2 separate regions of the Mus musculus genome follow, and region 2 is linked to region 1. The links are chromatin loops, found by intact Hi-C in ENCODE. Cell type or tissue: left cerebral cortex. All regions are shown on one strand. Each heading gives the region's core, and the rest is flanking DNA. Links, peaks and the distances in the headings are about the cores only. Region 1 holds the start of Smarca4 (SWI/SNF related, matrix associated, actin dependent regulator of chromatin, subfamily a, member 4). Region 2 holds the start of Rab3d (RAB3D, member RAS oncogene family).

Evidence for each region. Hi-C counts contacts between places; a loop is a spot of excess contacts. Peaks named below come from ENCODE experiments on the same cell type or tissue, not always from the same donor. Only the 100,000 strongest peaks of a DNase experiment are listed, where the experiment ranks them.
Region 2: it touches region 1 in a loop (2.9-fold over the local background); 2 of 42 quality-filtered maps call a loop at or near these places.

The regions. Positions count from the first base shown.
Region 1 is chr9:21,611,155-21,620,264 of GRCm38, reverse strand. It overlaps Smarca4 (SWI/SNF related, matrix associated, actin dependent regulator of chromatin, subfamily a, member 4), which reads right to left and starts at 4,096. Exons shown (of 34, transcript NM_001174078.1): 1 at 3,865-4,096. Mir1946b (microRNA 1946b) reads left to right here and starts at 6,689; the gene lies at 6,689-6,821. In left cerebral cortex, for the core only: no CTCF peak of the experiment used is centred there; DNase peaks (open chromatin) are centred at 2,995, 3,762 and 4,207; H3K4me3 peaks cover 2,543 bases; H3K27ac peaks cover 2,052 bases.
Region 2 is chr9:21,915,030-21,924,139 of GRCm38, reverse strand. Rab3d (RAB3D, member RAS oncogene family) reads left to right here and starts at 5,957. Exons shown (of 5, transcript NM_001324531.1): 1 at 5,957-6,118; 2 at 8,197-8,435. The coding sequence starts at 8,208. Tmem205 (transmembrane protein 205) reads left to right here. Exons shown (of 4, transcript NM_178577.5): 4 at 2,791-3,131. The coding sequence ends at 3,096. In left cerebral cortex, for the core only: a CTCF peak has its summit at 4,770 (motif pointing right); DNase peaks (open chromatin) are centred at 5,859, 6,368, 6,802, 7,016 and 1 more place; H3K4me3 peaks cover 1,968 bases; H3K27ac peaks cover 2,131 bases.

The DNA of each region.
Region 1 (9,110 bases), core at 2,159-7,158:
AAACTCTAGGTTGTTCCCAGCACCACAAAAAAGAATTAATAGAAATGAAACCAGAGGCCAGGCGTGGTGGCGCATGCCTTTAGTCCCAGCACTTGGGAGGCAGAAGCAGACGGATTTCTGAGTTCGAGGCCAGCCTGGTCTACAAAGTGAGTTCCAGGACAGCCAGGGCTATACTGAGAAACCCTGTCTCGAACCCTTCCCCCCCCCAAAAAAAAGAAAGAAATGAAACCAGAATATTAACTTTAACAAATATTATCCAAGGGCTAGCAAGATGGTTCAGCGGTTAAGAGCACTGACTGCTCTTCAGAAGGTCCCGAGTTCAAATCCCAGCAACCACATGGTGGCTCAGAACCATCCATAATAAGATATGATGCCCTCTTCTGGTGTGTCTGAAGACAGCTACAGTGTACTTACATATAATAATAAATAAATCTTTTTAAAAAAACAAAACAAAACAAATAATACCCATGCCAGGCATTGGTGGCTCACACCTTTGATCCCAGAACTCTAGAGGCAGAGGCAGGAAGATGGAGGCAGCCTGGGCTATACAGAGAAGTCTTATCTCAATCTCGAAAACAAAAAACAAAAAACAAAAAAACAAATGGTGTTTGCTACAGTTAGCAGATTTGCATGTCATTTCATTCAAGCCTATCACCAGGTACAGTGACATCCCAGTGGTCCCGGTTTCACAGGTGAGTGCCAGGACTCAGGGGCTGCATAAGAACTAGAGAACCCTGAAGAACTCGCACCCTTGACAGCAAGAAGGATCAGCAGGTAAAAGCATTTGCTGCCAATAATATGACCTGCAATTCAATCCCCAGGACTCATGTGGTATAAAACCCACTCCTAAAAGTTGTCCTCTGACCTCCATATATCACACACAATTAAACAAATACAAGGGGCTTGAGAGATGGGTCAGTGGTTAAGAGCACTGACTGCTCTTCCAGAGGTCCTGAGTTCAAATCCCAGCAACCACATGGTGGTTCACAACCATCTGTAATGGGATCCAATGTCCTCTTCTGGTGTGTCTGAAGACAGCTACAGTGTACTCACATAAAATACATAAATCTTTAAAAAAAAAAAAAAATACAATTTTTTAAGTTCAAAAAAAGAACTAACACTTTTCACACCCACTCACAAACAAACCACCAAACCAGGACCCCCAGACTTCACCAGTGACTTCATCACTTTCAAAGCAGTGACATCTGGGGCTAGAAGAGCAATGGCCTGGAAAGTTCAAAGCCAAGCAGCGGCAACAAATATTTATTGCTTTGGATCTTGTACCAATCCCCAAGTTCATCCCTCCCAAGGACCACCCCTCTCCTGTCCCATTATTGCCTGCTGGAGACAGACAGAGCAGCAGCTGTGATGACATCGCTCCACTCCCAGCTATGGGGCCAGGGGAGACACATCTTCCCTAATTTTGAATGAAGATTCCTCCTTCATGCAACCTTCTAGACATGCCCACCACTGCTCCCTTGGGCAACCACTCTGTCCCTTCACAAGATAGGGTATGAGGCTTAAACGGCAGGCCAAAGGGTTAGAGAGATGCATACATACATACATACATACATACAATACATGTCTACCATGCACAGTGCCATGGATTCCAAGCTTAACAACACCCAAAACAACAAACAACAACAAAAAACCCACATTAATAAAAAAATAGCAAAATCAAAACAATGCTTGCAGGATACTAGCTTGGTGGAAGGACACTTACTTCCCTAGCATGTACAGGATCAACTTTGATCAACACCTCAAAAATTCAACACACTTAAGACTTAGGGAAAGGAGAAATGACTCAACAGGTAACTTGCACTGAAAACTGACTACCTGAGTTCAATCTCGGGAAACCACATGAAGGAGGGGAGAAATGACCCCGGCAAAGTCTCTCTGACCTCCACACACAAATAAATAAGGAATTGTAATGCTTTAAACTGCTTGGCACTGGTGGCTCAGTGTGAATCCCAGGCAGAGGCAGGCAGCTCTGAGTTCAGCTAGAAGTCAGCCTGGTCTATAAAGCAAGTTCCAGGACAGCCAGGGCTGCACAGAGAGACCCTGTCTCAAAAAAACAAATAAACAGGGCATGGTGGCACACACCTTTAATCCCAGCACTCAGGAGGCAGAGGCAGGCAAATTTCTAAGTTCAAGGCCACCTTGGTCTACAGAGTGAGTTCCAGGACAGCTAGGGCTATACAGAGAAACCCTGTCTGGAAAAACAAAAAACAAACAAAACTGAATTAATTAAAAAAAAAAAAAAACAAGGGCAGGAGAGATGGCTCAGTGGTTAAGAGCACTGACTGCCTTTTAGAAGGTCCTGAGTTCAAATCCCAGCAACCACATGGTGGCTCACAATTATCCGAAATGAGAGTCTGAAGACAGCTACAGTGTACTTAGATATAATAATAAATAAATCTTAAAAAATAAAAAATAATAAATAAATAAAAATAAAACATAAGTGGCCTTAAGGGCTTTGCTAATGCAAGAGTTTAATCCCAGTACTCAGAGGGCAGAGGCGGCCAATCTGTGTGAATTTGAGGGCAGCCGGTAACAGAGTTCTAGGACAGCCAGGACTATACAGTGAGAACAGAAGGGGGCCAGGAGAATCAAAACAAACCCAAAACTTCTTAATGAATTAATACACATGCAGGCCAAGGAGAAACGTCCCCATATTTACTGCCCATTCCCCTACCAGACATGTAACACAAAGTAAAAGATTCAACTATCTGCTGGACCAGTCAAGAACAAAGAACAGGGCAGGAAGCCTGGCTGAACATCATCCCAGCACTTGGGAGGTGGAGGCAGCAAAGTGAGGATGAAGCCAGCCTGGTCTACATGAGGAGCTGGATGTCAGCCTAGGTTATAAGAGTCTGTCTTCAAAATCAGAATAATGATGATGTAGGAACGATTTGCCTAGTTCTTCCCAATCCTAACAGCGAAAGTAATTCCCTTGTACAAAGGAGGAAACCAAGAGGTTTGGCGAGATTAGCGATTTCGCCTAAGGCCACACAGCAAGCTGACAGCAGCCGGCGCTGGGCATCAAACTCAAAGGCTGTCTGTCAGTTCAAACAAAAACTTGTTTCTAGTTCCTGAGGAGTCACTGGAGGTAAAAGGGATCAAGTAGATGTCTTCGGACCCGCACAAAACACTTGCCTTCGGTGTTTTAAAATAAAAAACCCTATCTTAAAAACTGGGAAGGGCCAAGGGACTCAAAAGAAAAACAATGCCGCCGAGAGCAAACGTCCCCAGGCATCTTTCACTTTTTAGGCAAACATTTTGAAGCCATGGAAGAAATTCTTTATTTTTCCTTCAAAATCTGCAATAATGAAATTTATCAAAAAAAAAAATAATAAACATGAAGAAAGTAAGGTCTGGAGACCGAAGAGGGCTCATGACTGTGTCCAAGCTACACTGGGCATCAATAACTGAGGTAAAAATGTTGCTCCCGACGCCCGACCACAGGGCATTGGGATCCCACCCGTTACAAACGAGGCCAGAAAAGCCCACGACACCTAGCCACTGTTCAAAGTTGGGGTCCACAGAAATTAAAGTGGGGGATCTGGATCTCTGAAACGCCAAAGGGAAGAAGCTTTGTCCAAGACCCTACGAGAACGCGCGCGCGGCCTTCACGCGGCCCAGAGCCACCCGCCTCGCCGGCCACAGTCAGGAAGCCGCCGCGGTCTCGCTGCACTGCGGCCTGAGACGCGCGCGCAGGGCTTCTTGACCCTCAGGCGCCGCCGTACCGCGACCCCGCTTTGGTCGCCCAGCTGCCCCCTCCCCCTCCCGGCGCCTCCGCTTCATTCAAACCGTCTTGCCCAAGCCCCGGGAGCCTGGTTCCGCCCGGGAGCCTCCATTCCTTACCTGGAGGTAACGGCGCCGTAACCTTCCTGGCGCCGCCCCCAACCCTCCACGAGGGGTCGGGGACAGAGTGGGCGTCTCGCTTCTCCTCAGGAAACAAAGAAGCCGTCTCCGCCGCTGCCAAGCGAGTGGGAAAGCCTCGCGCGCGCGCCCGCTGGGCTTCGCCAGGCCACCCCCCCCCACCGCACGCGCCCGCCGCGCGCCCCCGCCTCCCTGTCTACCCGCTCCACTTGCCCTGCTTCCGCTGCCCGGCCGGCCTCGTGCGCGCGCCAGCCCACCCTTCCGCTCTCTGCGCGCATGCTCAGCCATTCGCTGTGCGCACGCGTACTAGTCCTTTGAGGGCGCGAGGAGGTGGGCGGGCCCAGAGGCTGCACAAGATCCTGGTGCACCGCCCCTGTGGGGGGCTCGGGGCGGCTCTGCGCAAGCGCACATCTACCTCCCAGGCACGAAACTGGGCCTCAAGCCGGGAGGCATGCGCAGTGGGGGTAGCACTGCGGCGACGCTTAAAGGTTGGGGGAGGGGGTGGGTGGTCCAGATGGGAGATAGTAAGGATGAAATTAAAGTCCTCAGGCTCGGAGCAGTTGGAGCACCCAGGGAGGAAAGAGAAGCGGAGAGATGGCCAAGCTATCCCAGGACCGGCAGAGCCCACGCGGTGCTAAGTGCAGGCCCGGGAAACGCTTTGATCCTGGTTCTGGCGCTGCCCTGCCTGCTCTGCAAGACTCTGCCCTGGCCACATTTCCTGCAGAACCTGCTGAGGCCCAGTAATTAGCTTTACAAATATTTATTGAGCTGCTATCGGCTACTTGCTGCCCTCTATTACAGTCTGTGGGGAGGCAACCGAATGAATAAGTAAAATACAGAGTGTGAGGTAGAAACAGCCATATTCACAATTTAACTTCTGATTTCCAAGAAAGCCATTAGCCTTGGAGCATAGAACTCTGTCCAAATCTGTAGATTCATGCCTCTGGTTGAGTTTTTAAAATATTTGGTAGTGTTCGGGAGGCAGAGGCAGGTGGATCTCTTGAGTTTGTTACCAAGGTGTTACTTGTTTTTGTTGTGTGTCTTTATGGTTTGTTTGTTTGTTTGTTTGTTTGTTTTTATTTTTTTGGTTTTTCGAGACAGGGTTTCTCTGTGTAGCCCTGGCTGTCCTGGAACTCACTCTGTAGACCAGACTGGCCTCGAACTCAAGAAATCCGCCTGCCTCTGCCTCCCGAGTGCTGGGATTAAAGGCGTGCGCCACCACGCCCGGCTGTCTTTAGTTTTTTAAGACGGGTTTTCTTTGTGTAGCCGTGGCTGTCCTGGCACTTGCTCTAGACTAAGCTGGCCTCGAACTCAGACATCTTCCTTCCTGAGTGCTGCATGCATGTACCAATCCAGCTTGGTCTTTTACATAGTGAGGTTCCAGGGCAGCCATGGATACAAAGTGAGACCTTCTCTAAGTAAACAAACAAAAGGGTGTTTTCTGCCACAAAGAACAAAAAAGAATGTTTCAGGCCATTAAATCACTGGCCTGCTACTGCCTCTTAAACGCTAGGGTTACAGACCCAAGATACCAAGACTGGCAAACTATCATGGTATTTTCGCTTGGTTGTTTTGTTTTGTTTTTGTTTTTCGAGGACAGAGTTTCTTTGTGTAGCTCTGGCTGACCTGGAACTGGATCCTGAGACCAGGGTGACCTCGAACTGACATCTACCTGCCTCTGCTTCCCCACCACCACCCCCCACCCCACCCCACCCCCAACACACACAGCTCAGTTCTGGTTTTCAGGTTTATTTTCAGCCGGAGTTTAGTGGCATTTGTCCTTAATCTCACCAAGCTGATCTTTGTTTGTGGCCAACTTTATCCACATAGTGAGTTCCAGGCCTGCCAAGGTTACATAATGAGATTTTCTCAAAAAAATAAATTTTCTCAAAAAAATAAATTTTGGTGACTGGATAGGTGGCTCAGCAGTTAAGAGCACTTGCCCTTGCAGAGGACCTCCATTCCGTTCCCAACACTTCTCGGGGGCCAGAACTGCTTCCAACTCAGGAGCTTCGCCTGAGTACTAGGAATACTAGAATATTCTCTCTCTCTCTCTCTCTCTCTCTCTCTCTCTCTCTCTCTCTCTCTCTCTCTCCCCTCTCTCTGTCTCCAGAGTGCCATAATTAAAGGCATGTGCTACCAGTACCAGCCATACTAGATTTTTAATTTTTTTAATATATTTTTAAATTGTTTTCTTTTTTTTTTTTCTTTTTTGAGACAGGGTTTCCCTGTGCAGTCCTGGCTGTCCTGGAACTCACTCTGTAGACCAAGCTGGCCTCAACTCGGAAAGCCACCTGCCTCTGCCTCCCAAGTGCTGGGATTAAAGGCACACGCCACCACTGCCCTGCTGTTTTTGTTTTTCAAGACAGGGTTTCTATGTGTAGCCCTTCAGTAGGCTGGCCTCAAATCTGTAGATTTGCTTGCTGTTGCCTACTGACTGCCTGGACTAAAGGTGTGCACCATCACGACCTGGCTAGATTTCTTTTTAAGTATCATCTATGGACTAGGAGGGTGAGAGTATAATTCTTGCTTGTAGTGTGTGACTGGCATGCATGAAACCCTGGGTTCCATCGCCAACACTGAGTAAACTAGACATACAGGCATAGAGACACGTGCCTGTGGTCTCAGAAATAGAAATGCAGAGGCATGAAGATCCATAGTGCAAAGTCATCCTCAGCTTCAGAGAGATTTTTTTTTTTTTTTGAGACAGGGTTTCTTTGTGTAGCCCTGGCTGTCCTGGAACTCACTCTGTAGAGCAGGCTGACCTCAAACTCAGAAATCTACCTGGGTCTGCCTCCGGAGTGCTGGGATTAAAGGCGTGCGCCACCACTGCCCAGCTTTCAGAGTGAATTTGAGGCTATCTGGCTATATGAGACTGCTTCACAGGGTAAGAAAAGGGGAAAGTGCCGGGCAGTGGTGGCACATGCTTTTAATCCCAGCACTTGGGAGGCAGAGACAGGCAGATTTCTCAGTTCGAGGCCAGCCTGGTCTACAGAGTGAGTTCCAAGACAGCCAGGGCTACACAGAGAAACCCTGTCTCGAGAAACAAAATAACAAATAACAAAAAAAAAGAAAAAAGAAAAGAAAAGAAAAAAAAAAGGAAGAAAGAAAGAAAAAGAAAAGAGAGAAAAATGGGTGGGAGGGGGTGGTGATAAACAGAGACCAGGCTGCCTGTCTATTGAGTGGGCAACTCTGCCAAACACTCAACCTGCATCAACAAATTGGGTCTTTTCCATTCTAGATAGGTACGTACCAGGAAAATCATGAACAAGAGTCCAAATATATACAAAAGCTGGACCAGGTATAAGCCAGACTTCATAGTTAGCACACAAGTATGCTGGATCCAACATTGTCTTGTGTTCTCCATCTGTAAAACAGAAGCAGTAACTTTTACTAGGACCCCTCAGGACCAAGCCAGCTGACGGCTTTCTAAACCTTATTGTTTGTTTGTTTTTTGAGACAGGGTTTCTCTGTGTAACCTTGGCAGTCCTGGAACTCACTCTGTAGACCAGGCTGGCCTTGAACTCAGAAATCTACCTGCCTCTGCCTTCCAAGTGCTGGAATTAAAGGTGTGCGCCACCACAGCCAGGCTTAAAGTTTATTGTTAAGGAAGTAGACAAGTGGGGTCTGGACCTCTTCCTTGTCCTGGTTAGTTTTGTCAACTGAAACAAGCTTGAGTCACTATGGAAAAGGGAATCTCAGATGACAAACTGCCTCTATTAGACTCTACTGTGGTCATGTGTATAAAAGACTGCCTTGACTAATGATTGATGTGGGACCACCCACTGTGGGTGGCACAATCCCTTTGCAGATGGGCCTCAGCTGTGTAAGAAAGCTCGCTGAGAATAAGCCAGTGAGCAAGGCAGTAAGCATTTCTCCATGGTTTCTGCTTCTAGGTTCCTGAACTGACTTCATTCAATTATGGAACTATAAGCTGAAATAAAATCTTTCCTCCCCAAGTTGCTTTTGGTCTATCACAGCTACAGAAAAGTAATAAAGTTTCCTTCTTCACTCAAATTTTTAAGTTTTTGGTTCTATTTATCTACTTATTGAGAAAGGGTTTTTCTGTGTAGCCCCACTGTCCTGGAAATTGCTCTGTAGACCACGCTGTCCTGGAACTCACAGAGATTCACCTGCCTCTGCCTCCCTTGCTGGGATCAAAGACATGTGTCACCACTTCCAAGGTAAATTGTTTTTGGGTTTTTTTTTTTTCTATTAACAGCATACATTGTTACTCTCCCAGCACTTGAGAGGCAAGCAGATATTTGTGAGTTTGCCTATGTGTGTGCATAGATATGTGCACATGAGTGCAGGTGCCCACATAGGCAAGAAAACTGCAGTTCCTGCTGCAGCTGGAATTATAGACAATAATTGTCAGTCACCTGATGTGGTCATTGGGAATTGAACCCTGGTTCTTTGCAAGAGCAGCGAGTTTTTGGAGTTTTCTTGTTTTTTGTTATTATCTGTTTTGGGTGGGAGGTGGGTGGTTGTATTTTTTCAAGGCAGGGTTTCTTTGCATAGCCCTGGCTGTCCTGGAACTCGCTCATTAGACAAGACTGGCCTCGCTCTGAAGACCAGGCTGGCCTGGAACTCAGAGCTCCACCTGCCTCTGCCTCCCAAGTACTGGAACTAGAGGCATTCGTCACCACGTTGCCTGGGGGTTTTAGAGACAGGATCTCCTTATGCAGTCCAGGCTGTCCTAGAACTGTCCATGTAGACCTAGCCTCAATCTCAGCCTTCATCTGCTCTAGCTGCTGGGATCAGAGGCAGGCACCACTACTGCCTGGCTCGCCCTGAAATGCTTTTTAAAAGATTTATGTGTATGAGTACAGTGTAGGTGTACTAAGATGGTTGTGAGCCATTATGGGAATTGAACTCAGGACCTCCACTCGCTCCGGTCCAAAGATTTATTTATTATTATATGTAAGTAGACTGTAGCTATCTTCAGACACTCTAGAAGAAGGCGTCAGATCTCAGTAGGAATGGTTGTGAGCCACCATGTGGTTGCTGTGTTTTGAACTCTGGACCTTTGGAAGAGCAGTTAGTGCTCTTAAGAGCTGAGCCATCTCTCCTGCCCTGAAATTTCTAAAAAACATGTTTTATTACATGTATATGTGCATGTGTGCACGCGTGTACATGCACACATGCATGTATGAGAGGGCCGTGATGCTCATGTTGAGCTCAGAGAAATTTGCAGAAGCCAGTTTTACCCTACCCTGTGAGTCCCA
Region 2 (9,110 bases), core at 2,462-7,461, 300 kb before region 1:
TACACATTCCTCAGCCACAGCGTAAGAACCAATCCCTGCAGCTCGGCTTTCCCCACCCTCTCTCCCTCTGCTCTTGAAGTTTTGAGATGTGGGCGGGTGAGCCCTTACTGTGTTTCAAGGGTAACCCCATCAATCCAATGTGGTGGTGTACATATGCACATTGTCAACCCAGGAGGAGGGAGCCTGTGCCAGGGAGATTGCCAAAGTTCCAGGTCAGCCTGGACTATGTAGTAAGACCCTGTATCAAACAACAACAAAAACAAGCCAGGTCCTTACCTTTAGTTCTAGCGTTCTGGAGTCAGAGACAGGAGAATTTCTCTGAGTTCAAAGCTAGCCTGGTCTACATAGAGAGTTCCAGGACAGCCAGGGCTGCAAAGAGAGACCTTGTCTCAAAACAAAGCAAAACAAACAAAAGCAAAAAAAAAAAAAAACCAATTAACTAAAAGTAAAAATTTAAATACAAAGACCAAGGCTGATGTAGTGGAGATACCTGTATACCCTCTTGAGAGGTGGAGGTCAGGAGTTCAAGGCCAGGGTCACTTACATAAGGAGTTTGAAACCAACCTGAGCTACTGAGAACTTGTCTCAACCTGCTCCCTCCAAAAGAATAATCTTCTAGAGATCAGAGAGGATTATGGGTAACTGGTATTCCCCCAGGTGTTTAATCATTTCCTGTTGGTCCAGTGTCAGTTCCTTGGGTCTGAAATGGAAGCACAGAAGAGATGGGTCCTGTATTAGGCTGTGTGATTTTGGGCAGGGAGAATCAAAGAACAGTTAGTGCCGTCTGTCTTAATTTTGGGGAGAGAAGATGGGTAAGCCCATCATCCCAGCTATTTGGGAGGCCTAAGCAGGAGGATTGCAAGTTTCAGGTCAGCTTTGGCTATAGAGCGAGGTCCACTCCAGCCCAGGCAACTCAGTGAGACCTTGACTCAAACTGAAAAGAGCAGAGGCTGGGCCGTGACTTGGACAGAAGAGTGCTTGCTGTGCAAACATGAGACCCAGGTTCGAGTCCTCAGCATCCATTCAGACACCAAATACAGAGGTGGTACACATCATGGGAGGAGATGGGAGTCAAGGGTGGAGACAGGCAGATCCCTGAAGCTCCTTGGCCAGCCAGTCAGCCTAGCTTCGTGAGGTGGTTCCAGGATTAATGAGAGACACCATCTCAAAAACTAAGGTGGACGGGTTTAGCAAGCTGCCTAGCCTGGTGACCGTCTGCGTTGGCTCTGGGAGGGTCTGCACAGTGGAAGAAGAGAAGTGACTCCCTCAAGCTGTGGTCCAGGCTGCACATACATACTATGGCATACACACACACACACACACACACACACACACAAATAAGTAAATTCAGTAAATTAAAAAACAGAAAAGAAGAAAATAGTGGGAAGCCCAAAGGGTAACTTCTGCCCTCCACAAAAACACAGACACATGCACCTGCGAGTATGTATTACACACCTATGATCACATGCACCTGCGAGCACGTGTTGCACACCTATGATCACATGTACCTGCGAGCACGTGTTATACACCTATGATCACATGCACCTGCAAGCACGTGTTGCACACCTATGATCACATGTACCTGCGAGCACGTGTTGCACACCTATGATCACATGCACCTGCGAGCACGTGTTGCACACCTATGATCACATGTACCTGCGAGCACGTGTTACACACCTATGATCACATGCACCTGCGAGCACGTGTTGCATACCTATGATCACATGTACCTGCGAGCACGTGTTGCACACCTATGATCACATGCACCTGCGAGCACGTGTTGCACACCTATGATCACATGTACCTGCGAGCACGTGTTGCACACCTATGATCACATGCACCTGCGAGCACGTGTTGCACACCTATGATCTCATGTACCTGCGAGCACGTGTTACACACCTATGATCACATGCACCTGCGAGCACGTGTTGCATACCTATGATCACATGTACCTGCGAGCACGTGTTACACACCTATGATCACATGCACCTGCGAGCACGTGTTGCACACCTATGATCACATGCACCTGCGAGCACGTGTTGCACACATATGGTCACCTGCACCTGCGAGCACGTGTTGCACACCTATAATCACCTGCACCTGCAAGCACGTGTTGCACACTTATGATCACATGCACCTGCGAGCACGTTTTGTACACCTATGGTCACATGCACCTGCGAGCACGTGTTACACACCTATGATCACCTTCAAGCACGTGTTGCACACTTATGATCACCTGCACCTGCGAGCACGTGTTACACACCTATGATCACCTGCAAGCACGTGTTGCACACTTATGATCACCTGCACCTGCGAGCACATGTTGTACACCTATGGTAACATGCACCTGCGAGCACGTGTTGCACACCTATGATCACCTGCACCTGCAAGCACGTGTTGCACACTTATGATCACCTGCACTTGCGAGCACGTGCTGCACACCTATGATCACATGCACCTGCGAGCACATGTTGCACGCATATGAACAAGTACACATACCACATCTGCACAGGAGGAAAGAGGTCTGTGGCTCAATAGTAGACACTCACACTTTGACTGAGGCCCCAGGATCAGTCAGTTCTCCGTACGAAAAAAAAAAAAAGCTTTTGCTTTGGAGAAGAGGTTTCTGTGCTCAGGGAGCAGTGGGAGAGAAGACGAGAAAAGGCCGTAGATAGAGTCTTTCCTAAGGGCTGCTGTTTTCAGGGACCTCTCTGGCCCGTGAGGATGCAGGTCCCTAAACTTCCCAGCCACCCTTACCTCACCTCCCTGTCACTCTGTCACTCTCCCCAGCTTTCCCTGCTGCTTCTGAGCCTCACACTGGCCACCATCAATGCTCGCTGGCTTGAGGCTCGCACCACGGCTGTCATGCGGGCCCTGCAGAGCATAGAGAAAGAGCGGGGCCTGGGGACAGAGGTGCCAGGCAACTTCCAGGGCCCTGATCCCTACCGCCAGCTGCGGGACAAGGACCCCAAGTACAGTGCTCTACGCCGGAAGTTCTACCACTACCATGGCCTGTCTTCCCTCTGCAACCTGGGGTGCCTGCTGAGCAATGGGCTCTGCCTTGTGGGCCTTGCCCTGGGACTCAGGAGCCTCTAACACAGACCCTGTGTGTCAATAAATGCTTCTTTGGAGATGGCCATGGTCATTTTTTTCACCTCAGGAAAAGCCAGGGGTGTGTGTGTGTGTGTGTGTATACACATGTGTAGCACTCAGAGCCTCAGATTGCCCATACCTGGTGACATGACACATTGGAGTGTGAGCTATTGAAGTTCCAGCATGTCTCCTCTAACAGTGACCATATATTGTGTAACTTCTGTATACCTGGCTCAGCTCTACCCACTGCCCTTCCTGTGTGTTACTGCAGCAACAGCAGGTTCCCACCTCCCAGGCATAATCATATTTCCGATTCTGCCGACACTGGAAGTGACATTATGACTTTCTTTGGCTGATGAGATGTGAGCAGAAGTGTTTACTGGCTGGAGAGATGGCTCAGTGGTTAAGAGCACTGACTGCTCTTCCAGAGGACTTGAATTCAATTCCCAGAAACCACATGGTGGCTCACAACCATCTGTAATGGGATCTGATGCCCTCTTCTGGTGTGTCTGAAAGCAGTGACAGTGTACTCATATAAATAAAATAAATAAATCTTTTTTTAAAAGCGTTTACAAGACAGGCTAGAACATCTTTCCTTAGCCCCTAGCATCCATTCCGAGCTGTGAACCTGGGTGAGTGATATCCTGAAGTCTTTGGGGACTGCTTGTTTCTAGGAATAACTCAGCTCTTCCTAGCTAATACTCTCCGGCACAATTCATGTTAAATCTTTGGAGGCAGCTCTTGTTCCCTTAGGCATCTGAGTGAGCAGTGACGTTCAAGTTTCTGTGTGGTAATGGTGTGTGTGATAATGGTCTGTGTGTATGTGCTTTGAGGCAGGGTCTCTAGCTCAGGCTGACTTGGAATCCTGTGGCCCAAGTTGGCCTGAAACTTGAGAATTTTCCTGCCTCCACCTCTCATGTACTAAAATTACAGATAGGAGCTACTATATCAGTCTCTATATTTTTGAGACAGGCTCTTATTACTATGTAGCCAATCTGATTTAAAACTTACTATGTGACCCAGCTAGCCTCAAATTCATGGCAGTCCTCGTGTCTCAGCTTCCTAGTACTAGGATGACAGAAATACACCATTTCACCTGTTTAGACACACATGCAGATAACTTTGGAGATGGAGTCTCTTCTGAGTTCAGGCTGAACTTGAAGTTACTACATACCTGAGTATGACCTTGAACTCCTGATTTCTGTCTTCCTCTACCTCCCAAATTCTGGAATTACAAATGTTAGCTACCATACCTAAAAGTCTGATTTTTTTTTTTTTTTTTTTTTTTTTTTTGAGACAGGGTTTCTCTGTGTAGCCCTGGCTGTCCTGGAACTCACTTTGTAGACCAGGCTGGCTTCGAACTCAGAAATCCACCTGCCTTTGCCTCTTCCTCCCCAGTGCCAGGATTAAAGGCATGTGCCACCACACCCGGCTCTGTTTGATTTTTTACATTTATTTATTCTTTTGTTTATTGCATGTGGAGATCAGAGGACAACTTGTGGGAATTGGTTCTCCTTCTACTCTGTTGGTCCCTGAAACCCTCATATCAGGCTTAGTAGCAACTGAATTCGAAATCTTGCTGTGTGGACTCTGGCAAATATCTACTTTTCTTTGATCCTCAGTTTCCTTATTTATATATATGAATACACTGTAGCTGTCTTCAGGCACACCAGAAGAGGGCATCAGATCCCATCACAGATGGTTGTGAGCCACCATGTGGTTCCTGAGATTTGAACTCAGGACCTCTGGAAGAACAGTCAGTGCTCTTAACTGCTGAGCCATCTCTCCAGCCCCAGTTTCCTTATTTCTAAAACATGTTTTAACTCCAAGAGCCCTTAGGCATGTTGAACAGAAGAATCTAGCACCCTTTAGAGCCAGACTCCTCCCACGTGGAACGGGGATTATGCCTAGGATTCAGGCCAGCACTGGGGAGATAGAGTAACCACTCTCTATATAAGAAGCCTTGGGCTCCATCCCTAGCACCGTGTAAAGCAGCATGGCTTTGTACACCTTCAATCCCAGACCTTGGGAGGTGGAGCCAGGGGAATCAGTTCACATTTACTCTTGGTACTTAAGGAGTTTGAGGCAAGCCTGGAAAACAAACAAAAAAATTTTAATTTTTAGAATTTTAAATTTTATTTTACATGAGTGTTTTGTCTGCACCACGTGGGCTCTTGCAGTTTGATGAAGTAAGAAGGGTCAGGTCTCCTGGAACTGGAGTTATTAGACACCATGTGAGTCCTGAGACTCAAACTCATATCCTCAACAAGAACAAGTGATTTTAACCGCTGAGACATCTCTCCAGCCCCCAAAAGTAAAAGGAATAAAACTATGGTTACACTAATCTTGTTATGAACCACTCGACAGAGGGAAACATTGAGGTTGAGAGAGGTTAAATATGTCAGGAGTCACAGTCCTAGAAAGGGGAGATGGGAATAGAACTCAGCTGCTGAGGTTTTCCTGTTAACACAGAATGCATAGAAAATGTTTTCTACCTCTAGTTAGGAAAGAGAGGCTCTGATGGGACTTAATGCCTCTTCCCGCTCCTCTGGGCTCTAGCTCAGGACCACAGACTTGCACTCCCAGATCCCTACCACCCCTCTCCTACCATACTACCAGGTCCCATCCTCTCAACTCCCTGCCCACCTCTGACGCCTCTTGAGGTGGCCCCGCCCCTGCCAGACCCCACCTCCGCCTGCAAGGCTCGCCCACTCAGCTAGGACTTTTGTGGCGTCCAAGCCTCCGACAGGCCACGCCCATCTCCTGGCTCCGTTGGCGGCGCCCACACCCGTAAGACCACGCCCACCGCCGGGCGCCAACTCTCAAGGCGCCCCGCCCCTTCTAGGCCCCACCCGCTCACCTCGCCTAGTCTTCTGCGGCCTCGCCCCCTCCGCCTGGGCGGAGCCGGCGCGGGATCCGGGTGTCAGTGTTGGCAGCGCCGGCAGCTGTGGGGCGAGGGTCGCAGCCCTGTGCGGGGCCGTAGCAACTTCGTGGGCGGATCCTGGTGTGCAAGGCGGGACCCGAGGTGAGCCCAGGAGCGAGTGCACCTGCCAACCCGCTGATACGCGCGTGCACTATGACAGGGTTGAACTGGGGTCCGCGCGAGCCTGGGTCCCGCACCCCCTGTCAGTGCTGCTGGCTCTTCTGGGTTCCCCGCACCCGGCAAGCTCTGCGAACGGTGGCGGGGTGGGCGAGAAGCCCAGCTTGGGGCCGAGCGACGGCGCCATATGGTGATGGGGGAGGCACTTGCTGGTGCACGCAGTGCAGTGACTGTTCGGGTGCCAACCTTGAGGGCTAGGGGACCCCTAGATGGCCCAGAAGAGAAGCCGTGGTGGGGCGGGGGCCAGCCTGGAGGCCCTGCCCGACGGACGCCTCAAACCCGTTCTCCCGGAACACAGGGTGGGGTTGGCTGCGTTCTCCTTAGAAATGCACGGAGTAGAGAAACAGAAAACACCGAAGGCCATTGAGAAATACTTTTGCTTGGGCTTCGGAGAGCAGCTCTAAGCTAGACAGCTGGAGAAAGCAAAGTGGGGGCGGGGGTGGGGGAGAGCTTGGAAGAACACCCTAGATTTGGATAAAACAGAATGCTGGAGTGTGGGAAGATATAAACAGGAGGATATGGGGTGGTGGGTTTTGCAGTCATTAAGTGGCTAGGATAATTCTCTTGGATTTGATGACTTTCAGTCCTGTCTTTGTGGACCATGGCTGGGGTGAGTCAGCTTTGGCCAAGAGGGAGCCAGGCCCGGCCCCTTTGACAAATAAAATGGTAGATACCCACTTGGGAGCCTAACTGGGCCTTTAAACCTTATGTTATATATATAGAAATTACCCTCACCCTGGGAGACAGGGAAAGGGTTACAGTGGATTTGGAGAGGACAGGACAGCACCCCAGAGGCAAGCACCAGCTAAATTCAACATCCAAGCCTTGATGGAAGGGGCTCTGTCTAGCTGGCAGTCACACACACACCTACACACCTGGCCATACCAGCTGCTTGCACTGGGCAAAGTCCAGCTTGCAGCCCGTGCAACTTCCTCACCACCACGGCCCCCCAGCCCCAACTGGCCCTGAGTTTTCACCTGTTACCTGGTCCTGCACCTGAAGGGAGAAGATCTGAACCTTCCACTATAAAGGTTCCATATTTCTTTCCTTTTTCTCTTTCTCTCTCTCTGTCCCTCTCTCTTTCTTTTTTCCTTCCTTCCTTCCTTCCTCCCTTCCTTTCTTTCTGAGACAAGTTCTCATATAACCCACCCCAGTTTGGTAAGGAACTTCCAATGTAACGCAGGATGGCTTTGAACGCCTGGTACTCTGTTTCCACTCTGTAGTGCTGAAATTACAGGTGTGCACATCACACCTGGTTTGCTGGGTGCTGGGGCTGAAAACGCAGGTGAGTGCTCTACTCCCCAGCCCTCAGCCTCACCTTTGTGTAAAGATTAAATAGCAACCACAGCCCTCTCACTGTGGTGTTTCTTTCTTATGCACAGCTGTGTCTCTTCAGAGACCCATGCCTGGTGCAGAGACTCAGCAGAAGTTTGTTGATGAATACCACAAGGATCATTAAGAAGGGCACAGTGGTGCACACCTGTAATCCACAGCTCCAGAGGCAGGGATCCACCACATGGGGAGTTTGAGGTCAGCCTGAGCTACCTGAGATCTTTCCTTAAAGAATAAAAGTGGAAAAAATGAGAAGGAGTAGAGAGATGGCTCAGCTGCTAAGAGCAGTTCTTTCAGACAACCTGACTTAGATTCTCAGAGCCCAGGTCAGGCAGTTTACAGCTGCCTCTAACTACAGCCCCGAGGTGGAGCCACGTCCCTGTCAACCCCATACACCAGTCACATATGCAGCCTTAGTCTTACTCCAGAGTGAGACCTTGTCTCAATAAATAAATAAAAATAAATAAAACTTTAAAACTAGGGCTAGGGGATGGCTTTGCAGGAAAAGGCACTTGCTGCCCAGCCTGATGACCTGCGTTTGATCCCAGATCCACGTGTCGGAAGATGTGATTCTTGAAACCAATGGACCCATAGACTCACCCTTACGGAAGCTGCCCTCTTACAGGAGTCCCCTCTTTGACATCAGGATTTCTGGTCTCCCCTCCAAGCAGATCCCACTGAGATGGCATCCGCTAGTGAGCCCCCTGCCAGCCCAAGAGACGCTGCTGACCAGAACTTTGACTACATGTTCAAACTGCTCTTGATCGGGAACAGCAGCGTGGGCAAGACATCCTTCCTGTTCCGCTATGCCGATGACTCCTTCACCCCTGCCTTCGTGAGCACAGTGGGCATCGACTTCAAGGTCAAGACGGTCTACCGACATGACAAGAGGATCAAGCTGCAGATTTGGGTGGGCTGAGTAGTCATGTGGGGAGTGGGAGGGCAGTCAGTAGAAAACCCCAGCACACACACACACAGAACAGCTTGGGGCCGGGAGGCGTCTTTTATCCCTGAGGGAAGTCCACCAGGGTGTGGGAGCATACCTCCCCAGAGCATCCTGGGGAGGCACAAGGTGGACAGAAGGTACTTCTTGGAAGTATCAGTGACTAGTGAGGTATCATTTGGGAACCATCTTGACTCCCATGGGGCTGCCAGGCTCAGTGCTACATCCTGTCCCTAGTCCGGTTGTTGATATCATTACGGTGACAAAGGGACCAGAAGCAGATCAAGATGATGGCCCGAGGCCCAGATGGCTCTTCTTTGTGACTGTTACATGGGTTCTCGGAAACCAGGTTAGGAAGCTCATAGATGAGGGACAGCCCTGCACAGTGGAGTCCGTCCAGGGAAGAGCTGAGTCAGAACTGAGTTTTCAAGATGGGACACGGGGGCTGGTGCTACACGGCCGGCAATGCGCATCAGACTGGGCCATGAGGGAACACCAGTATTCCTCCAATCAGATTGGACTGTGAGGGCAGGGCCATACCTCTCTGTCACACTAGGCCTGTGAAGGGAACACCACTCTTCTCCTATCAGATTGGGCCGCAAGAGTAGACCTGTGTCCCTTTCAGGGTCCCGCAGAGTCAGG